3 separate regions of the Homo sapiens genome follow, and all the other regions are linked to region 2. A link is a loop called in an ENCODE intact Hi-C map of the cell type or tissue named here. Cell type or tissue: heart left ventricle. All regions are shown on one strand.

Region 1 (8,000 bases), 500 kb after region 2:
TATTAACAGTATGACCAAAAGCTTATACAGCATTTAACTTTAATTTATACTTTCTGACAAAATAGAATATAATGCCTTTTCCATCCCAGAATTTCCACTATTCTGCATTAAGTTTTTAAAAAGGTGCAAGATAACTTTATATAAAGTTTTAAATATTTCTTGAGAAAAACCATTATATGCTAATATCTGACAATTGTTTCTCCCAAAAAGTATGATTTTTAAAAGAAACTGAACTTTTCATCCTTAGGTTTTATTAACACTGATGTTTTCATTAGACAGGACATGTAATTTATATTGATAAGCACAATACCACTTCAAAAACAAATTGGACAATCATGAAATTTTGGGGTTGTAGGAGATCTTGGAGAACATACAGCATAACTCTTACCTGTTTCCCAAAGCCTCACATCCTATTTTACAGATGGGAAAACTGAGGCCCAGAGAGACTATGTGTCTTCCTCACAGGTTTGTTTTACATGATTATAAAAATTCTGACAAGATTAATTCCCTTAATTTCACATGACAAAGAAAAAGTACCCTGTGCTAGTTAGAATTTAGAAGGTTTTATATTTCAATATACCAATCAAAAATATAAATCAATGAGGCTTAAATCACAGAATTACAATTAAAATTGGGTTAAAGAAATGTAAATAAATTGCCAATATAGTGAAATCGTCATTCCATGTGTTAACCCTATAGTTATCTTTTGGATTTATTACAAATTCCTATGAGATAAATAACTTCTAAGTTTTCAAAAGGTGGCCACATCTGTGTTCTTCTAATGTCCTAAACATTACAACAATTAATATTTTTATCATTACACTGATGTTTCAATAAGATACCTCTATATGCAACCAACTATTTTATTTTATAAAGCTGTACTAGAAAGGTCTAACGTCACAATACAATGTAAATAAACTACAGATTATTCCGTAAAATATTTTGTATGTGGCAACAAACATATGCCTTTAAGTTTGACTAATACAAATGGAAGACTATTAATAAAAACTAAATGACAGCAACAAAATCTATATCACTGACGAGTCAAGATAGTATACATAGCATCAGATCATAGAGCTAATGTTAAAAAAACTCAAACATGTGATAGGGGCACTACACAAAATGTCATGTGCTAACATCTGGAATTAAGATTACTTACAGTGGAAAAAATAAAACGTCCCCGAAAAGTGAAGGCACGCATTAAATCTTGGCACTCTTTTTATAGTTGTTTTACATATAGAAATGTAATTCTTACAAAGAACTAATTTCACTAAAGGTTACAATTGTACTAGTATTTTCTGTAAGAATGCAAGAAAATGAGTAAGATTAGTCAAAACTCTGTTAACTTCTATGTTATTATGAAAGATATTGCAATTTTTGTATTAAACATTTCATGTGCCTATGACCTGACATTACTGAGATTTTTTTTTTAAAAAGTGAGCATTTAAGTGTCAAAATTTTACTGAAAAGTTTTTACTGAAAGTACTAATTTAGTATGTAATTTATGTTACATTATAAAAAACAGTTTTTTACTGGCTAGGAACTAAAAATCTCTGACCAGATAAGGGTTTAACCGGGATGTTTCTGTTGTAGTTAAAACACATCTTTTCCCAAGTGATAGAACTTGGGAAAGTTCTTAGGAAATTCTTTCATAAGTAGCATGGTAAAAAAACACTAAAAAAACAAAAAACAAAAAAAAGAGAGAAAATAAAAAATGAAATTTCAGTAAAGCTTTTCAGAAGAAAAAACACAAGAAAAAGGGACAAACTAATATTTCACACATTGGAAATCCAGTAACTGCTTTATGGATTAGTCTCTGGATCCTGTGCCAACAAAGTTGCACCACCAAGAATCATCATCATGTAAGATGGTTCAACCTGATAAGTGGAATCCCCAGTTAGAAACTGAGAGAAAGAGAAAAGAATCTCCCACGAAATGAGAGAAAGTATATCAAATCTATCTGAAACCATTCCTCAAGAAAGACGAAATATGAGCAATACATTTATGAACTTATGTGTTTATCTAAAATAAAGACACAAACTGTGGGGGAAAAAAGGCAATTAAATTTAGCGCCAAAATTGAACTTTAGGGCATTTATATTACACAAATTTTTCCACTAACCATTAACACTTCATTGAAAAACAATGGCCACATGAGAAAACATACTTCGTGATTACATGCAATCATCTATCAATTTAAATAATTTTCAAAGTATCTATATATGTTTAAATATTTTACATCAGATAAAAGAAAGGACAATTTGGACATAAAGGAAAATCTAAGTATCATAAGCACAAAACTTTGGTATTTTAACCTCAAACAACAGTGTGCGCTCTAGTTTATTAATCAACAGGAATGCTACTTAATTAACCATGTGAAAGTTAAAGTAAGTAAGAAAGACAAACAAGGCAAGTATTACTTAAGCTATTATTATACTACACTGGAAATTTTTCAAATATCTAAGATTTTGTAAGATGTAGTCACGTAAACAAATGTAAAGCCATCATAAATTAAAATTGGTTATAAAATGCCAATAAAACATTGAAGTCCCCTATAATTCATACAAAATCTGTTTTTAGACTTTAAAAAGGGCATCAAAAACTATAAAGTGTATCATTTTTAAAAGCCCATTTAAAAATTATAAGCAAATTGAAAAAAATGTTATTAATTATCCAACATTTAATTATTCATGCAAAATATTTATAAAATATTGTCAAGGAAAATAAATGTTCTAGTGCTAATATGAAGAAAATTAATATGCTGGTTTTTAAAAAAAGTTTTAAAACAATATTCTTCAGTTAGTAAGCAACACAAATCACTTAGATTTGCCTGCTTGAGACACGATTCTTTTGAAACCAAGCAATTGAAGGAAATGGTGTTGCAATACTGTCCGTTTAATGAAAACCGTGGCAGTGAAAAGGTCACATAAATAATCTGCACGATGTTATTGCATTAAGAAAGTCACAGTCTAAATCTAATGCCTGCCAAAGAGGGGCTAAAAGTGTAAAAGAAAAAGTACGCAGTCACCTGCAAAACATATTATATTCTGATTAAAAGCTGTTTTTAAACAACCTTTTAATCTAAAACCCATTTGCTATCTCAAAAATGACCTATAAAGAAATGTTTATGTAATTGTGACTAATTCAATTATCTTACACCCTGGTTTTAAGAAATATATGATAATGAAAGTTCAACTTATAAAATTCCATTTAATTAAATTAAAAATTCACAAAATTGCAAGATTATGTGTTTAGACATCAGAATTTTCTTTGTCCTTGTTTTCAAACCGCCTACACTACTAAAAATATTAGGGTAACACAGATAATATCTGTGCATACAAACTGAAGTTAACACAGTAGACTGCTTAAAACAGAAAAACTACATACATATCTTCTTTTTCTACTGATATGACAGAGTATAACCAATTAATCATTAATAAGTAACAAGCAACAGCCAGAATATGTTTAATGCTTCATTAAAACAACATTGAGGCCCATTACAGTACACAGCGTACGATGCTGGAAACCACCTTATACCCTCGCAAACCGCATTCCCTTCTAACCTCATTTGGGGGAAGCAGCTAGAGGATGAATGGCAATATGCTCTCAAGTAAGCTTTTATTAAGTATGAGAAATAAATTATATTAAGTGTTATTTTTTGAACTCAGAAATGAGGGAAGGGGTTGTTAAGATATCAAATTTACTAAGAAAATAATTATGTCAGAAATAACGTTGCTGTCACAAGAGAGACTTGCCAGATACTGCTTTTAAGCACGTTGTTATACACACCTTTAGAATAAATTTTGTGACCCAGAGATTAGTCTGTGGTACTAAAATTCCTGAGAGTAGACCAGAAAAAAAATAGAGGGTAGGAGAAATGTTTTCCTAAACAATGTTAGCATTACTCTAGTGGCATTAAGAAGCCCTTATTTCGTTTATAATTAGTAAGATACTGAGGTGATGGGATTGTTAAGGACATGTTACAAATTGCTTTTCTACAACTCACTTCCGAATCTCAGTTTCTACTAAATATGATTCTACTTCATTAGATCCTCATGACTGTGATCTCACCAAATGCAATTCTAAAACTTGAAAATTACCTTGGAAATTTGTGAGAAGCCACAGAAAGGTCCTCGGAAGCACACACATATTAAATATTAATTATAATGATGACTGTCATCTTTTATAGTGATTATGTCATTATTTAGGAATGTTAATTAAGACATAAAATGACTTGTTAATAGCAAATGCATTCTTAAGCAATATATTTGTGCTTGTGCACTTAACAGCAAACCCAGTATGGGGACTGAACCATAATAGACTACAGTTCTATTTTCTAAAATGCTGACATTTGAGCAAACGTTCCCAGGGAATGTTTGCCTGATTCGTGGACTGACATTTCCTCTTTGTAACTTGCTTAACTAAAGAGGAGACATGCAGGCCAAACTCCACAGTGCCCGCAGGCAGCAGGCTATTGCTTGCCGCTGCAACTTGTGCGTGGTTTCTCTTTTACTTCCCTCTGGCCCTACTGCCCCTCAGCCCTTCACTGTCTCTTTATTTTGACATGCATATTATCTTAGCTGATTTCAATCATCTTACAGGAGTGGATGACATACCTTAAAAGATTAAGCTTCCCCACCTGGGATTTGTCCAGAAATTCAGTGTATTACAGCTTCTCAGAGCCTTCTTCGTTCTCCTATATTCTTGTGTTATCAATAGTAGCTTTCTTTCTTATTTTATGTTTAAGTATGAGACACAGGCAGCTATGCTGATGGAGTCAGTTTGTACTGTCACTCATCTTTCACTACAACTGCAAGGTTCACTTCCTTTGTCTAATTCTTTGCTGCCATCTATGTGTATAAAAGAGCACAACATTCTTAAACACACCAGAAACTTCCTCAGTTTCAAAAACAATCATGTCTCTAATCTAGAGGGATGAAGAAGGAAGCTTTAGGGATAATTTGCTTCCCTACACAAACGTAAAGCTTATTGGAAATTTCCATTTCTTTCTCTGTGAAGCAAATTTATAAAACTGAAAAATGACTGAAGTTACATTATTTAACATAATATTATTGAACATAACCAATAGATTTTTTCCATTATTGCTGCTGATAAATTTTAATTTGGCAAATTTGATGAACTTATGCTTGAAAAACAAAAGTTGAAATTTTAAGTCACTTAAGTAAATAATTCCAATAAGATAAATTAATTTTTGCTAAATTGCAATCTAAATATCTTGCCAAATGATAGAGTGAAATGATCACTAAACCTAACCGGGTGCGGTGGCTCACGCCTATAATCCCAGCACTTTGGGAGGCTGAGGCGGGCAGATCACAAAGTCAGGAGATCGAGACCATCCTGGCTAACATGGTGAAACCCCGTCTCTACCAAAAACACAAAAAATTAGCCAGGTGTGGTGGCAGGCACCTGTAGTCCCAGCGACTCGGGAGGCTGAGGCTGGAGAATGGCGTGAACCCGGGAGGCGGAGCTTGCAGTGAGCGGAGATCACGCCACTGCACTCCAGCCTGGGTGACAGAGCGAGACTCCGTCTCAAAAAAAAAAAAAAAAAAAAAAAGAAATGATCACTAAACCAAAACACTTTCCTAATATTTAATATAAAGCAAATGCAAAGCAAACAGATGAAAAAATTATTTACACACATTATGTAAACAACCAATAACTCAAATATTGTGACATAATAATCGACTAACTTCTGTCAAATATTCAAACACTTCTTCTCTAGGGAAGATGGAGAAATGTATCAGACCACACTAAAGAGCCTCTCAGCCTCCCCTTTAGGACTGACCATACTGGCTCTGAATTGTCCTAAGATAAGTTAGTGTCAAACAAACAAATAGAAAGGCACTCTAGTGTGAGCCATATGGGAATGTTACAACAAACAAAAAAACCCTGTCCCCTACACCATGTAACAATTAATCCATGCACTCAGGGTAAAGACTGGTTATTTACCATCAGTACTAATAATGTGGGTTGACAGTCTTGAAGAATGTCCTAAAAGGTTTATTTTGTCAATACCACTAATTTCTAAAAGACTTTACTGTTATATACTAAAAAAATAAAAACCTGGCACCAATGAAATATATGGAATGGGAGTAGAAAAGAAACTCAGGAACAGGTTTTTTTACCCTGATATACCAAACAGCATAAGAAGTGCGAAACTGCTGCCTCTTCTCTATCAGCTCCCATTTAGAATAACTGCATAATTGCTATCAACACAATACTCCTCTTCTCTGGCAAACATTTCACTTTAATTATCAACACTAGAACCGTACACAAGTTGAGCTAACCTTTCAGGGTGCAACATTTTCTAAAGAATCAGTCTCTTAACGATAAACTGTTAACGGAGCTGTAACATGCCAAACCAAGGCTTGATGTGCGGTTTCTTATAAATAAAGCAAATCTAAATTCGCTGTGGATTACACTTTAAATTAACATTTCCAAACTAGGAACATACTCTGCCATTTTTCAAAGAGTAAAAGTGATACCTACTAATCACTCATCTTCGATCTTAGACATTTTTCAAAAAATAGAAATCTGATACATTCAAACCATTTTCATATGATTTATTTCTTGCTGGCACTGGTAAGGTATCCAATTAATGATTTACAGTACAAAGTAGCAGAAAAAATTCTTACGCATTACATTTTTTGAACTAGAAAAGATTTCATTTTATTTTACCGTACTAACTTTAAGGATCCAACTTTAACAAGGCAAATTTTATAAACTCCGCCATATGTAAGGATAAAGTAGAAATCATATTTAATATCAAGCTTTACTATGTATTTTAAAAGAGGTATTAAGTCTAATTTTTTTAAATATACATACAAATTTTGGGGGCGGGGGAGATACATTATGGTATTAAACAAAGTATCATTTATGTCTTCACCTTAATTTATGTAAATTACATACTGTAATCTAATCAAGAATCCTGGCTGGGCAAGGTGGCTCATACCTGTAATCCTAGCACTTTGGGAGGCCAAGGCAGGTGGATCACCTGAGGTCAGGAGATGGAGACCGGCCTGGCCAACATGGTGAAACCCTGTCTCTACTAAAAATACAAAAATTAGCTGAGCGTGGTGGTGGGCACCTGTAATCACAGCTACTCGGGAGGCTGAGGCAGGAGAATTGCTTCAACTCAGGAGACAGAGATTGCAGTGAGCCAATATGGTGCCACTGCACTCCAGCCTGGGCGACAGAGCGAGACTCTGTCTCAAAAAAAGAAAAAAAAAAGGAAAAGTTTTACTCACAGTGTATTTACTAACTTACTCTTTACCCACCATTTTTATAAATAGCATCTAGAAATTAATATTGTGGTAAATATGTTCATTTAGCTATTTGTATTAATTTTAGCTTAATATATATAAAATAATGTTGCAATACTAAAATAATGCTACTCTGGATTTTATTTAGTAAACAAGCCACTATTTATAAACACATTAAGGGTGAAAAACCCAACAAGCATAGCTTTGTGTGGTCCACTAATTAATTATGAGCAAAATTCCAAACATTATTAGCTGTTATCAAAATTACAATACCACCTAGCTCTAATAAAACAGAACAATCTGTTTGAACAGGGAGAGGAGAACTTTCATAGAGTGTTCTCTCTCATATAAATTCTTAATGGACTATAAAGGACTTTTTAAGTGGTTTTAGATTTGAATTCAATTGCTCAAATCTACAACAGGCTTCCAAGAAGAATCTGAGCCAGATGACACACAGGCACCCACCAACAGCATACACTCCTGCCTACCCTGATGAATACAAAGTCAAACATGCTCAACTTCTTCCTAAGAACCATGGGAATAAACTAGTCATATTTACAATCGTGGTGTTTATTCATTATAAACCTAAACATGAAATTATAAAATGAAAAAGGTTTCGTATTGCAATTTTGCGCTGTAACAAATAAAAGTGGTTACAAACTGTATTAAGTTATCACGGGGGCTGTGTCCACACAGGTGAAGGGACAACAGGACTGAT
Region 2 (8,000 bases):
CCAGAGTGAACCCTCAAAATTCCAGAAACTCTTCCTAAGAGAAAGAAATTATGCATCCATCATTTTCTTTTTGCCCCAAATGTAGACACAACATTTGTTTGCCTGGTGGATAAAACTGAAAGTTATGCTAATATTGGAAACCCAGATCTGGGCATATCAGAGAAATTTGTTTTTAAAGGGACATTGCTAAGGACTTTGAATCCAGCACTTGACCTGTATTTCATATTACTCTGATCTAGTCGGGGATGCCTTCTAGGTTCTAAATGCTTAATTGGAAAATGTCTGGCACAGCCAGAAAATAAAGCCCAACTCTCCTTTTATGAGATTTACAGCAGACTGTCAACACCATCTGATAATTGAATCTCCTTGAAATCGGCAGAGCTATAGAGATATCATCAGGAAAGCTGATGTACAAACAAGCAAGAAGAAAAAAAAAGAATTAGAAAAACTGATTTTACTCCATTTAATGCATAATCAAGGGAAATGCAAAATTTGCCCAACTAAGGAGAAAGAGAAATACGAGGTATAGTTTTCTCAAGCTTTGTTTAGAAGCAAAAGGATCCCTCCACTACACTCCAGCCTGGGTCACTAAGACACACACACACACACACACACACACACACACACTCTCTCTCTCTCTCTCTCTATATATATATACACACACACACACACATATATGTATTTCCATATATATATGGAAATATTATTGTCATGCATTAGCTCTTTTAAAATATCCAAAGACAACCTGAAATGAACAAAGCAGGAGGACCTGGGTGAGTCTGAGCCCATTCCAGAAAAAAACAGTTGGCAGCAGTAAGAGTGGTGTTTACTAGAAAATTAACCTACTTCCAGCAGACAGTAGACAATGTGACTGATATTAAACAAAATGCGTGGATGTGTTTGCCTTGATGTTCGAAGGGTGGAGCTGCATCTGTTTTCCTATTATGTAAAACCCCTGCCCCGCTCCTGCCAAAACATTCTCCCAGTGACACGTCTGCCCGCCTCTGGATGCGTTCCTTACTAAAACAAATACGCCTAACACCGCATCTTTGATAGCAAATGCTCACAAAGGCAAACAATGAAAACTCCTAGGGTGCGTTTCTTGGGATGGCACCGGGCACCATGCGGAATTGCCACACACAAAAGCAAAACAGTGCTCCTGGCTGACTGGGCCAGGCCCCAGAGGTCAGCAACTTTTAGTAACTTGCTCTTTCTCGGCGAGTAACTAATTTCCCCCGCTCTGGGCATCCCGCAGTCCTTCCCTAAGAAGTCACTCTGTGTGTAGATGTTGTCTCTTTGAGGAGAGTGATAACTACTCAAGCAAACCATTCTTATAAGCGCACACTCTCACGAATAAAAGGAGAGTGTCTCATGGACGATACTGGCACCCTATAAAAGTGCAATTCAGCCTTATCTAATCTGGTGCGTGTTTCATCACAGGGACATGCAATAATGGCAGCCTTTGTGCTGAAGGAAGAAGGAAAAGCTCTCACGCGCGGGCGAGGTGGCGGGGGTCTGTGACCCGGCCCGGACTTTGTGCCCAGCTCTCAGTGAGGACTTCGCGGTCCTGGGGCCAGTAGGTGAGAAAATGATGGATGGGCCGGGTGGGCGACGGCAGGAACGGCCTGGAGAAGGCTTCCTCCTCCCATCTGCTCAGGAAGGACCTCAGCGCCAGACTAAACACAGGCCGGCGCGGCTGCGGTGTGCGAGCTCGCGCGCCGGCCGCCGGCCTTTAAAAGCACCTTCCTGCGCACGACGGGGAGACACCGGGAGACCAGGCGCCCCGACCCATCGGCTGGTCTTGAGGAGAAGCAGGACCGCCCCAGACTGTCGCCGCGGCCGGCAGGGCCGGGCGCTCCGCGGGGAATCTGGGCCGCGGTGCCCTGTGCCCCACTCCGGCAGGACTGGGCTTCCCCGGCTCTTCGAGGGAAGACCGCACAGAGAAGACCCTGGGCACCCCTGTGGCGGGCCGGACCCCGGGAAAGTAGGGCCCCTGCTGCCCCGCGCACTTGGTGGCCAAACACCTCCGGAGCCTGAGGTCTTGGGCCTCCTCTGGCTCTGCGTCCGGGGTTCTCTTCTCTCCCCCAAGGGTTGGCCTTTGGGTCAATCGTCCAGACCCAAGCCAAGCTTGTGTTGGGCAAGGGAGGAATTCCTGGAAAAGGAAAAAGCCCCTGCCACCCTCCGCCCTTCATTCATCTTCCCTGCCACCCACTCTCTCCTTTTCCCTGCTCCTACCCCAACCCTGACCCTCAAGGCCTACCTGGCCAAAGACAACAGCTGCGTTAGTCGCTAGGCCTTGGTGGGACTGAAGGCGGAGGAGCCTGGGCATCTGCTGGGGGAAGGCCGCACTAGACTGCAAGTCCTGGGTAGAAGCCCTCCCCATCTTGGGCCAGCTCTCTTCTGAGAGCCTCAGTTTCCCTCTCTATGATGCCAAGGGCTTGACTTTGGTGACTTCTGGACAGCCCCGGCATGGTGTCCTGGAGGTGAGCTACAACCTGAAACCCACCTCCTGCTGCCCATCCCTCCTCCAGCCTCCTCTGGCTGACGTCTGCCATGGGTCCGAGAGGAACTGCTCCTGCTTCCTCAGTGTTCTGAGGCTCCTGGCCTGCCTGCCTGCCTGCCCATCTGTCTGGAGCTGTGGGTAAGAGCGGGCCCACCATTGAGGCAGGGGCAGAAAAGAGCCTCTCTGCTTTATTTGCTGTGTTTTCTGGAGAATCTTCCTTGGGGAAACTAAATGAAGGGAAAAGCAGGAGAGGAGCCACCAGATAGCATCCAGGAGGAGAGAACAATGCATTCACCAGCAGGTCCTTTATTCGTTTATACAGAATGTCTGTGTCCAAATATATACCATTTTTCTGTGCATGCGCGTATACCAGTTTCTCCTCATAGCACTGGCGTGAGCATCTCTAGAAGAGTATGGAAGTGTGCAGATAAACCAGACCAGTGCAAGTCAGTATGTGTACACATATATAATAGATTCAACGGTTGCTGTGGGTAAACATCCTTCCCATAATAATTAGTATTTAGCTTCATGGATGTCTGCAAAGGGTGCTCTGTTACACACCCAGCTGCTAGAAGAAAGCCAAACACGGAGCAGGCCTCTATGTGTTTGTTGATTACATGGATTAGTAAACGTATCATCGATCTGAAATGCACATTTTTTTTTTCATTTTAGCAACTGAAACGGAGATGAGATTTACCACTGATGATATTTAATAATTTAGTTTTTTCCCCTCTTAGTGGCTCATAAGCACTGTACCTTATCATAAGTGGCGTCTTAGATCCAGTGAGCCTGTGCAGAGTGCAACTGCGAGGGCTGTGTAATCTTGGGAAAGCTCTCTCTTTTCTTTAAGCTCAGTTTCCTCATGTGTAAGATGTAGATCATAATATCCATGTCAGCGTCCTTGTGAGGATTAGGTGAAAGGAGTGTTTAAAGCACACAGCAGGATGACCGCATACTAAGTGTTCTGTGCATCCTACCAGTCTTTATAATTGTGGTTATGAGTGTCCGTGTTTAAGATTGGAGAAACATGGAATAAATTTGCCTCTCATTAGCGTGCACACTCTGCCCCAAACCCCTTTTTTTGTGGGGGGAGGTGCTGCTCCATCTAGTGAGTGGGGAGATTTTCTAATTCCCACTGGGGTCCTTGTGACCCCAAGCCAAAGCGGACCTTTAGTAAATGTAAATTCTGCATTTCTCTGCTGCCTTCATTTATAGTCAACCCGGTCGGACTAAAAAGAACTACCAGGGCGACCATAACTAAACACTACAGAGCAAGTGCCTCCTTTCCTCGCAGACATTTATTTCTGTGGAAATTCGCCTGTTTGCCATAGTTTGTCTTTTCTTATTTCTTCACTTCCAAACTAAACAGCCCTAATCCGAGCGCATACCTCTCTGTGTGCCAACGTTTCGCCTGTGTCTGTGTCTGCTGCGTATGTAAATACGGGCGAGCCTCTCTGTGGGCAAAGCCATAGGTGTGCATGGTCCTTGTTCCCATAGGCGACATCGGGGTGTGTGATTGCACGTGGGGGTGTGAGGCCTCGCCAGCACCGCCACTCACTGGTCCTGTTCTCGAAACCGGTTCTTTGGAGGCTCAGTTTTTGGTAATTAAGACTAAGGAGTGTTTAAAAAACAGAAGTACATTTTCCTGGAAACCAGCAGTCTTTATTTGCAACTTTTATTGGCAAACCTGGCTGCCAGTAAATACATTCCTTGGCATCTCCCACAATGTAATTCACTGGATGGAGCGGCCTTGCTTTTTCTGTAACGTGTACGTCAATTAAAAGGGCCGCCTGGAAGGAATGCGTAGCGGTGGCTGAAAGCCCCAGTCTCGGGTCACCTCCCTCCACTCCAGGAACAAAAGCGTCCGTGGTCTGTGCCTGGAAGTCTGAGAGGGTCTCCCCGATGGGGCTGTTCCCGCCCGGACCCTGAGGGATGAGAGTTGCAGCCTAGAAAACCAGGTGCCAGGCCCTGCGGGGTCCCACGCGGGCGGCGCGGTCTTCCCCAGGCCTCCTTCTCTGGAGACCCGGTTCCCAGGGGACGCTGTGCGGGGACAGGCGGAGCCGGCCCTTGGAGCCCGGCGCGGGCAGAGGCGCCGCGGAGACAACGCCTCCGACGGCAGGGGGCGCTCGTAGCACGCGCAGTGCGCGGTGCGGGCGCCCAGGACGGCTGCCTGGCCCCGGGTTCCCGAGGCGCGGGACCTGCCGGGGTGAGGTGCCCCCAGCCTGAGAGCCCCAGCCTGGGTCGGCCAAGGGGCCTCCGGGCTTCCACATCGTCCCTTTTTCTGCTGACGCTCGCGGGGAAGCGGCGGGAAGCCTGTGAGGGGCGGCCTGGGAGCAGACGGACCACCAGGTCACCGGCGCGCGCTGCCAGGCGCCGACCCACTCGCGAGGACCAGCGGTTCCCGGAGGCGTCGGCCCTCAGGTCCTCGGGGGAGGCCGGCTGCACCGAGCCGGGTGTCGGCCTTGTCCCTGTCCTGAGAGGTGCAAACACCGGCCCCGGCCCAGGCCCCCGGGGCTCCTGCCCAGAAGGCTCAGAGCTGGGGGCCGACCGCGCCTTACCCGCAGGAGGCCCGGCGGTGCGTCCGCGTTGGTGCCACTCCCCGGCCGGGGTGAGGGACGTCGGAAGGAAGGTCCCAGGGCGCAGGGTTCCGCGAAGGGAGCACTCGGAAGGAAGGCTGGCTGCGGCCCCGGCGCCTGGGTCCGCTGCGGCGCCGGGCCGGAGACCTGGGAACAGCCAGCCACCTGCAAGGTTGCAGCCCACCTCACCCCGCCGGCGGCTCCGGGGCTGTCTGTGGGTCTGTCTCACGGGGCAAAGCCTTTCTTCCCACACCCACAGCCAAGGCGCGTCCGTGCAGGGGCACACGCCTTCTGCTCCAGCCCCAGGAAGGCGCTTTCGCCCTGCAGTCCTCCGACGGCCGGCTCCCGCCGCACCGCGCACCCTGGCTCCGGCAGACTCTGGGGCCTGGGGACTCGCCCACCCTGCGCGGCGCGCCCCCCACATGAGCCGAGGTTGGGAGGCTGCGGGGCCTCTGTCCTCCCAGGCCGTGGAGTGCGGCGGCCGCTCTGAGTCCGCTGGGGACCTGGATGGAGAGAAACTGGGGCTCGTTCGCGCACACATGCACCATTTGTTCTTTCCGATCATCTATCCCTTTACGAATTTTATTTTTATTCCGGATTGTTAATGCAAGACGACAGTTTGAATCTCCATTTACCTCTGCCTGAACACAAGAAGCCCTGAGTCTTTTGAAGCCGGGCACCAAAGTTAAAGATTCACTTCCCGCATTCCCCATGGCCCCCTCTTGCAGCTTAGCTCGGCTCTGAGCCCCCGAAACGCCCTTCGAGGCGGGGGCTTTCCTGCCAAGGGGCGATAGGTGGGCCATCCCGAGGCGGGAACGATCAGGTAGGTGTTGGCTGGCTTTCTCCTGGGTGAGTAGTTAGGGGAACCGCCCCTCCAGGGGACTTAGATGACATTAAATTATCCCATCACACAAACTTCCCGTGGAGGTCTGCCCCCAGGAGGGCAACTATCGGATTAATCCAACCATGTAGACAGGCAATATGGATCACTTTGTCTTTAAAACAATCGAAAACCAAACGCTCTTTTCGTTTATTGTAGAAATTTTTCTACTAAGGACGGGGCTGAATTGGAGGGACTGTGCTGACAAATCCTCTACTTGAAAATCCCCCAGCTAAGGAGTATCTGCCCAAGGTCGCGGCCACCCAGATGTTCGGTCCCCACTCCTTCCTCCGCTGAAAAGTCGCACCGATGACTAACGTTGCCTGCCGGCCTGGTGGTTTGAAAACGAATGCCGGGCATTGATGCAAGGATATCCTCCCCTACCCCTGGGATTCTGGTCTAAGCAAAGGAGGCCGAATGGAGAACTAAGACAATTATCTAAGTAATCTAAAAAGCTCAAAGACATCCCCAAGCGGACCTTGCTCCAGTGGTCTGTGATGGCAGCCTAGTGGACAGTTTTCTAGTGGCCCTCTGGGGTTAATTGCCTTAATCTTCCACTCTGTCTGCCCCAGCAAAGGGAAAGATGCTAAAGCAGCTGTGGACTTGCAGCCTCCCTCCTGTGTGTGCAGAGCCCCCAGGAATCACTGCCCCAGTGCAGCAGGAGAAGCGCCTTCCCTCATGCCCTAAGCCTGCCTTTTCTGTTGTCCCCCAGCTCCTGGGCCAGGTGGAGCCCCCCCTGAAGCTGGTTTCTACCTGCCCTCGCCTCCCCACTGCAGCCCACAGTTCGGCTTTCAGGGCTGAACCCAGAGCCCAGAGGATGGAGAAGCCAGAAAGCGGGGAGGTAAGGGAGAGGGCGTCTAGGCACACCACAGAGGTGATTGGGCTGTGACGGGGACAATCCGCACAACACGAGCTAAGCTCACACCCCTAGGGAGTGATTTTTCCGGACTGCCCCCATCCCAATCTCCACCTCCTCTGCTTTACTTGAAAAAGAAAAAGAAAAAAGAGAGCTCCTTCTGGCTCCTGGTGACCCATATTTAGGACACCATCCCATCCCCCAGCACACACATTCCTACAGTGTCACCTGGTCCCCAATCCGAGCATTTCCTGGAGTGCTCGCCACATTCCCCTTCCTGGTGCTTTTCTATGGTGGGGCCAGGGGAGGCCTTGTTTTGAACATCGCTGTGACGTCACTCCCCCTCCTCCGAGCTAAGCACCCCTCGGTGGGCCCTGGGAATTGTTGCCCGGCCTGCTGGGGAGGGGCGGAGTGTGGGCCCAGGGAGGGTTCCACCAAACATCCATTACCGCTGTCGCCTGCGGGGCCTTCAGGCTGCAAGTACGTGAGGTGTCAGAAAAGAAGCCGAAGGGTTCCCGTGGGGGCTCTTCTGCCAAATGAGTCAAGAGATGTGCGGAAGCGGATGATTGAAGTACCCCGTGGAGTAGCAGAAAGGGGCATCAAAAACTGTAACCTGAAAATAAAAGCTTTAACCTGTTCCCCAAAAGACTTCATGCCTGCGTCTTAATGTTCAAATAACACCACTAACAACAAAAATGAAATAAGAAAAGTGCTTGAAATACAATCAAGCCGCTTACTGGAGGCTTGCTTCCGAGTAAGTTTATAAAACACAAATGCAAATATCTTTTCCTGGCGAATATCCAGAGCTAAACCAGTGGAAAGTTGATCTTGATAAAACTACGTCCCTCCATTTTTTCTCGCACGCCAGACACTAATTTCACAACGGCGACTTTTATACCCAAAACGGAGAGCTGAGAACACCGCTGCAGGTCGATTTGCAATTTACATAACAAGCTGTTTACACTTCACTGGGCCGATGGAGGGAGGAGGCAGGGAAGAGCAGGAGGCGACAGGCTGGTGGGGGAGGGGGCAGCGGGGCACCATTGCCTGTTGCAAAACTCGGGGCCGAAGGCGTTTCCCGCATTCGGAAAACAAAGCATCCGTAATCGCTGCGTTCATCTCCGCGCACCGCTAGCAGTGTAAAAGGCAGCTTCAAGACCGAACTCACCACTTGCTGAGGTGTTC
Region 3 (8,000 bases), 1.1 Mb after region 2:
AATCTCACCACTGGCCAAATCGTGACCCCAAGTTATTCCACTGGAACTTAACAAAAGCCGTCATTTTATGAATACCTAACTAATTTGATCTTCATTTTTTCACTTCCTTTCCTTAGAGAGAAATTATTAAATTATAGCATGATAAAAGAAGCAATAATCTCTCTGAATCTTTTTTTTTTTTTTTTTTTTTTTTGAGACCGAGTCTCGCTCTGTCGCCCAGGCTGGAGTGCAGTGGCGCGATCTCGGCTCACTGCAAGCTCCGCCTCCCGGATTCAAGCAATTCTCTGCCTCAGCCTCCCGAGTAGCTGGGACTACAGGCGCCCGCCACCACGCCCGGCTAATTTTTTTGTATTTTTAAATAGAGACGGGGTTTCACCGTGTTAGCCAGGATGGTCTCCATCTCCTGACCTCGTGATCCAACTGCCTCAGCCTCCTAAAGTGCTGGGATTACAGGCGTGAGCCACCGCACCCAGCCAATCTCTCTGAATCTTAACGGCAGTGAGACTAAACCTTTATCAGTGGAAGAATTGACCTAATTTCCATTTCTCAGCAGCTCTCGACCTTACTGAACACATCTGGCAGTGTTGAAGTTTCTTTCTTAGCAATCATTAATATTTATGCTTAATTCTTGGAAAATTAAATTTCTCCAAGATGAGGTTTCAGATACATTATTAAAAAATGAACTAAGAATTATGTTTTAAATCCCTAAAAAAGACCACACAAGTGGTTTGATACTTTTGGTTCCAAATAGATACTGTGATATGTGATTACTCATAACTTAGAGTAGTTCATTTTAATTGGCTATAATATTACCTGAATCTATAAGTGAAACTGTGTAGTTGAGAAAGAAAGTCATTCAATAATCTATGTCTTACTTCATCCTCACAATATTTGGGAAAATAGGCAATTTATTATTTATAATGGAGTAGGTAAGCTTTTTCAGATTTAGGTTTTTAACTTACGGATAAATCTAGTCATTATTTAATTCTTGTCCTTAGGAAGGATATGTTCTGTATTGCTAAAAATGAAACTGTTTTACTTCATCTTTAAAAAATACTGATTCCTGTGGGCACTATTAATCATCATCTTTGTCTACCAGTTGGTAGAAAACATAGAAAATAACAAAATGCCTGAAAATATCACAGGCAAGAAGAAAAAATAATGGCTAGAAAATGTGGCCATGAAAAATTCATATAAGCTGGAAAACCAAGTTATAAATCATTGCTTCAAACTCTCTTCATTTATCCTTTCAATAAGGCCTTAAACCGCAATGGCACATAGCTCTAGAGAAAACATTGCTGTGGATACGCAATGCTGTAACCCTACCTTTCGTGAAATTGGTCACCATTAGTTTGATACACGTATTGATTTTTATTTTGACATTGGTCCAGCACTGTCTCATGTGCAGTTGCCAGTTCTCTTTTCTCCTCAGCTTCTTATCCACTAGTATCTTCCTTAGAATGAAACCCGTTTCTCTCTTCTTCAAACACTGGGTGTTCATTTTTATCTGCAGTGTCTTGCTGTTCATTCCCAGCACTATCACTTTCCTGTGTATTCAGGCTCTCTGTGCATGAAATGTCTGTTCCATCTATATTCTCTCTTGGATTTATAGAATTTCTTGGAGCAAAATCTTCTACTTTGTCTTGTCTTTTTGTGTGAAATATGGCAAAACTTCTATGAACTAGAGAGGCATTGGTCTTCTCAGCATTTTTCTTGTTGAGTTTATTAACCTTTTCTTTCTCAGAGGAGAGCTGATTCTTCTGGGTAGATCTCTCTAGAAGCCACCATAGGACACAAAATATTTTAATGGAGAATGCAGGTGATCAGTATAATTTTGGCTTTCTATAATGGCATCTTTATCCAGGTTTCTTTTTATCAGCAGATATAAGCTTTTAAAAGCTAAGTAGAAGGAAATATGACCAATTGGGTTCCAAAAGATTTTCTTGTTTGTAACTAGTAAGACCCAAACACAAGCAAAAAAAAAAAAAGGGGGGGGGGGGCATTTTTTTATAAACATCACTTCTTCCTGCACAGGGCTTTATGAATGTGCAACTTCCTCTGAATAACAACAGGACTTTTATAACGGAACTTTCTTCATCCATAACTATCTACTTTTCTAAAGATGTTACCTGCGAGGGCTGATGTCCTTTTGCTTTTGACGGGCATCCTTTCCGTCAGGTCGGCGTTTGACCACACCTCCTTCGCCTGTGGAGGCACAATTGAGTAATTGAAGTTACATATCACATCTGGGCTTTTCAACCTCAGCACTCCTGACACTTGCGCTGGATGATTCCGTGTGGTGGGGAATGTCACGAGCATTACAGGACAGCAGCATCACTGGCCTCTATCCACCAGATGCCAGTAGCACCCTCCCTCCCAGTTGTGATGACCAAAAAGGTCTCCAGAGATCTATAAATGGGGAGCAAAATCACCCGTCACCCCAGGCTGAAAACTACTATATTATATGATTCAAACATAGAAAAAAGCCCAGTAAAATTAATAGTAATGTAGAGGGCAGAACAGTCTGAATTAATGAAAGCCTGTATAGACTACAGTATCTGAAATGAGCTCACTATTTTCAAAGAAATTCTGTAAAACTGTCATTATGGGAAAAAGCCCATCTTCATGAATAGATGAAAGGATGTTAATAATGTGTGCATCACCCTTGACCTCTGTGTAAGTTGTCTTGATATGGTTGACATATAAATCAAATAGAAATGAGAGGATACATGTGAATGGGCTCTGTAAACCAGAGAGTAGGAGATGAAAGTCAGCTTTATAAATGGAACCTTTACAGTGCTTAGAACAGATGGCCCTTTTCCTAAGTGGATAAACATTCTTCTCACAGTCCTGGAGTATCTGAATTAGTTGAGCAAACCGTTAGCTAATGTACCCCATATAAAAGGGAAACATTAGCCCAATCCACCCAAATTATCACAACTTCTAAAGTTTTGCATTATAAATTAATGACATTGTGTGGATGTCCAAAAAAAGTATTTATTTCCCCTTTGAAACACAACATAATCTGCCTTCAGCTGATTTGCAAGCATGAAACACCATGTAAGTTCAGAGCACAGATATCAAGACAAATTGCAAATGTGCTTTTTTTTTTTTTTTTTTGAGATGGAGTTTCGCTCTTGTTGCCCAGGCTGGAGTGCAATGGCGCAATCTCAGCTCACTGCAACCTCCAACTCCCGGGTTCAGGCGATTCTCCTGCCTCAGCCTCCTGAGTAGCTGGGACTACAGGCATGTACCACCATGCCTGGCTAATTTTTTGTATTTTCAGTAGAGACGGGGTTTTGCCACATTTGCCAGACTGGTCTTGGACTCCTGACCTCAGTTGATCCGCCTGCCCCGGCCTCCCAAAGTGCTGGGATTACAGGTGTGAGCCAACATGTCCGGCTGCAAATGTGCTTTTACACAATGCAGGGGGCAGCTCCATGGATTCAGAGTATTTCCGTTTTTTAGATGGTGAACTTAAAACATAAAGGCATGTTTAGTAAATCTGTGGAAAGCCAAGGCTGGAAGTGAGAGCTTCAGAGTTTCTCTTTAAGTGAAAGTCCAGAGACGGCACTTGCCTACTTTTCCCTCTGCAGGGACAATGGGCTGCCGCCTCTTCAAACAAAGCTGATTGCTCCCTCCTCTGTGCTTGCACAGAACTCAGCACATATCCCCACCCCTGGTGTCCCTTATAACACTTTAAGCCTTTTTTCCTGTCAATTTCCCACTAGACTGTGGACTTCCAGTGGGCAAAAAGACTGGTTCATCTTTGACTCCCTGGTGATTACTTCAGAGACCAGTACGTAGTGATGATGATGATGATGATGGTAGTGGTCATGGTGGTGGTGGTGGTGGTGGCGGTGGTGGTGGTGGTGGTAGTAGTGTTGGTTGTGGTGGTAGTCGTGGTGGTAGTGGTAGTGCTGCTGGTGGTGGTGGTGGTGGTGGTGGTGATGATTGTAGTGGTGATGGCGGTTGTAGTGGTGATGGTGACGGTCATGGTGATGATGGTGGTAGTGGTGACAGCTACCATGTATTGTGCACACACATTATGTACCACTCTTCTAAGCACTTTGTTTAACTGGTTGCTCCTGCTAACAGCCCTTTAAGATAGATACTATTAGCCCCATCGTACAAATGAAGTTGGGTAATTTCCCAAGGTTATAAAGTTTAGAAATGGTAGAGCTAGGATTCTGACCCAGCTGTCTACTTCAGCCAGTGCACCTAACTACCACCCTATACTGTCTTTCTGGGGAAAAAAAAAGATAGAAAGACTATAGCCAAGTTACATGATTCCTATTTATTGAGATCTACTACATAGTTGGCACCACAGGAGATAAGAAAAATGATTAAGAGAGAAGGTCATAAATCAAAAACAAATTAGCAGAGTGAAGAGATAAATATTTGTCGAAAGATTACAATTAACATGGAAGAGAAGCAAAAAAAGGAGAGAATTTAAGTCCAATTTTGAAAGCATATATCCAAATTAGTCGAATAAGACAGTTTAACAAATTGTGTTTAAGGTGTTTTATAACTGTCTTTCAGTTCTTCCCTTTTGAAATGAAAACTTCTGGTGTATCAATAGACATTGTGCTTCTGGGTTTATTCTGTGTGGCATGAATGCAATGATATAAGCATACGTGGATTTAATAATGAAAACTGGTATGTATCAGTCAATTTCTACTCATAAAAGTATATAAAATTGAGCAGCTGGCTGTAAGACTCCATGGAGCACTGATAGATCCACGTTTGCCCCTGAGGCCATCTGAGTATCAGGTGGAAAAGTCCACATGCTAACCCAATATTCTTTGGGTTCGGAGTTGGACTTGACCAACAGGAGAAGCTGTCAGTATTGAGGAATATAAGAAGCCAGCTTCCAAGAGAGGTTGCTTTTTTCTTTAGTAATTATATATCACATATGTTTTTCCATTTAAATAATGTAAGAAGGCCTTTATTCATTGCCAAAGGCTGTTATAGTTTCATTTCCCTATGTAATACTGACATCTAGAGGAACTTTGAACCGAAGAGTTTCCAACAAACAGAAGTTGTATTCTCCTGTCCTTTCCAGGACAGACGCTGTATTTCTCCTTTTCTTTTCAGGACTGCAACCAAAAATATGAAACATTTTTACTTTGTATTTCTAAGTTATGCCTAGAAGTTGCTAAAATAGAAAGCTCAAGTTTGTAGATACACCTTGTTTATTGTCCAAAAATGAAACATGTCTTCTACCGATTAAAGAGCACAGGACCAGTGCTCTTAAGCATTAAGTTTCTGACCCAATCCTGACCATCCCCAGTTAATGGGATGAAAACCATGTCAGTGACTATATTCCTCTGCTGAATTCACATCGATGGCTGGGATGAACCTAAGGACCTCTTTCATGCAAATTCACTTAAAAATATTTCTATATTTGCATATGGATTTCTTTGGAACTATTTACCAATTCCTTTTATAATAATTTATCAGTGGATGTAGAATGACACAGGGAAGAAAGGCTAAGTGGTCCAGATGTCCAAGTATTCAAAACACAGCTTAGCTCTCTCCACTCTGTCTGGCTTCCTAGACTGGTCTCGTAAGTGGGATATACGTACCCAGGGAGTGTCCATAGTAGTCCTTTGGAGGGTATCAAGGACATGCTAGAACTCATTTCAATTTATTCCATTCCTTATGGATTGAATGTATCCCCCCCGACGATATACGCACACAAATTCATATATTAAAATCCTAACCCTCATGGTGATGCTATTAAAAGGTAGGGCCTTCGAAGGTGACTAGGTCATGATTGGAGAGTCCTCATGAATGGGATTAGTGCCCTTATAAGAACCAAAATGAAAGTTTGCTCACTCTTTATGGGGAGAAGCCCACTACACACTAGTAACGGGGCCCTCGCCAGGCCCTGGATCTGCCAGCAGCCTGATTTGGGACTTCTCAGCCCCCAGAACTGTGAGAAATAAATGTTTGTTGTTTAAACCACCCAGTCCAGAATAATTTGCTATAGCAGCCCAAGCTAAGACACCATTCTTTTAACATTTATATTTTACATATGTTTTTAAAAATATATTGATACAATTGGACACATATAAAAGTATCTCTGACATATTAAATGTTATTTATAAAAATAAAAGTGCAGCCAGGCGCAGTGGCTCACACCTGTAATCTCAACACTTTGGGAGGCCGAGGTGGGCAGATCATGTGGTCAGGAGTTTGAGACCAGCCCGGCCAACATAGTGAAACTCCATCTCTACTAAAAATACAAAAATTAGCTGGGCCTGGTGGTGCACACCTGTAGTCCCAGCTATCAGGAGGCTGAGGCAAGAGAATTGCTTGAACCCTGGAGGCGGAGGTTGCCGTGAGTCAAGATTACGCCACTGCACTCCAGCCTTGGCAACAGAGAGAGACTCCGTCTCAAAAATAAAATAAAATGAAATAAAATAAAATAAAATGCATGTAGTGGTTATCAATGTATATAATTATAAATAAATATATCGCGGAGTGCTTTAAAATATTTTACTGATGGCAGCACAAAATCAAAATAATTTGGAGACAATTGTAGATAACACCGTGCTTCACACTCTGATTTTCTGAAGTGTGTTTTGGAGCAGGATCATTCTAATTAGTCGGTTTGAGTGCAAGAACATAATTAGAACTATCAGCTCAATTCTTGCAAACTCTTTTTCTCCTTCTGCAAAGTACTGCTTTTAAGAGTTCAGTATTCATCGCTTGCGTGCCAGTTTTGATTATTTAAGCAATTTCAAGTCAGCACTTTATCCTCTTTTCTCCGTTAACCATTACATTTACTGCCATAGGATCCAGATTTGAACAGCAGGGCGGCATCGGTCCACAGGCGTGTGCCGGCTACCTGGGCATGAGTGCGCTCTCGCCCTGCGTCACAGACCTGTCCCAGTACTACATCAAAACCCTACTTTTCCTGAGAGTGGCGGAATAGCTGAAAGGGAAATTCATTCAACTGAACAACATCGTCTAATCCTTCTTTCATTCCCATTCAATAAAAATCATTTAAAAAATCAATGGTAAAACGGATTTGTCCTTGAAAGAACATAAAGGCTGAGATAAGGGCTGCTCCTCTGGACCTCAACAATGCCACCATCGTTTTCCGTGTTACTGCAGCGTTCTCAATGTGTCTGTCTGCCCGCTGGCATACGGACCCTTCTCTTCCCCTTCGTTTCCCCAGCACCGAACAGAGGGTAAAGTTCTGAAGTGCTTGGTGAAGCAATGCGTGATGAAGAAAACAGTGCTTTCTGGAATGGCACGTTCACTGTGAGAACACTCTGTCATCAGGCTGCACCCCTGAAAAGCCAGGCTGCCCTGGGGGCCATCTCAGATGCATCCCTGCCACGGTGGCTCATATCCACAGCCCTGAATTTACATAGCCGATGGCCAGCAATATCAACGGCCATGCATTTTGGGATTACAGTTGCTGCAGAAAATTGTGTTCATAACATAACATATAGAGAATTCCTGGTTCTTTTTAAAACTGTTGCAAACAGGCCAGATAGAAGAATGGAGGAGAACAAATATTTGTAATAATTTGTAGCTGTGACCCACAGCCTGGACTCTGATGGTGGCAGGTAGATGTTAGAGGTCGGCCACCCTGTCCTACAGCTCTGTCCTCTACTGCCAGGCTCAAGTGTTGGTCTTTTCAAACCTCCTCAGCTCTGAACGTATCACCCACATGGCCTTTCTACAACAAGGGGGTTATCAGGATAAGAAAACTCGGAAGTGTATTTAAATTCTAAAAGTTCAGTGTGAAAAAGGAATAGCCTAATGGAATAAATCTGACCAGTCCTGGGCTCCGCAGAGTCTTTTCTTGCTAGCAGAGGACGCTGGGTCATGTACCCTGAATAACAGTTTTGCATATTACTGTTTGTGGAAATGCCAAGATGAACAATTTTTGGCCATTTTACCTAAGTTCTAGAAATATCTAAACAAAAGTATAACAATTTATAATGACTTTATTAAACTTGGATTAGATTCCTAATGGG

The links. A loop is a pair of places that touch in the nucleus more often than their neighbours do. Peaks named below come from ENCODE experiments on the same cell type or tissue, not always from the same donor. Only the 100,000 strongest peaks of a DNase experiment are listed, where the experiment ranks them.
Region 1: it touches region 2 in a loop (6-fold over the local background); 103 of 110 quality-filtered maps call a loop at or near these places.
Region 3: it touches region 2 in a loop (9-fold over the local background); 49 of 110 quality-filtered maps call a loop at or near these places.

The regions. Positions count from the first base shown.
Region 1 is chr6:2,099,631-2,107,630 of GRCh38, forward strand. The region is part of intron 4 of GMDS (GDP-mannose 4,6-dehydratase); the gene reads right to left. Among named protein-coding and RNA genes, the nearest start is that of GMDS, 140 kb to the right of the region's middle. In heart left ventricle, a CTCF peak has its summit at 4,859; a DNase peak (open chromatin) is centred at 4,451; H3K4me3 peaks cover 835 bases; H3K27ac peaks cover 198 bases.
Region 2 is chr6:1,599,898-1,607,897 of GRCh38, forward strand. It overlaps FOXCUT (FOXC1 upstream transcript), which reads left to right and starts at 5,634. Exons shown (of 2, transcript NR_125804.1): 1 at 5,634-5,902; 2 at 6,119-7,461. RefSeq lists silencers at 4,353-4,772, 4,823-4,892 and enhancers at 6,194-6,694, 6,695-7,195, 7,553-8,000. In heart left ventricle, CTCF peaks have their summits at 4,619 (motif pointing right) and 4,821; DNase peaks (open chromatin) are centred at 4,614 and 5,364; H3K4me3 peaks cover 1,321 bases; H3K27me3 peaks cover 7,132 bases.
Region 3 is chr6:2,690,655-2,698,654 of GRCh38, forward strand. It overlaps MYLK4 (myosin light chain kinase family member 4), which reads right to left. Exons shown (of 13, transcript NM_001012418.5): 3 at 2,130-2,205. Among named protein-coding and RNA genes, the nearest start is that of MYLK4, 56 kb to the right of the region's middle. In heart left ventricle, a CTCF peak has its summit at 4,994 (motif pointing left); no DNase peak of the experiment used is centred here.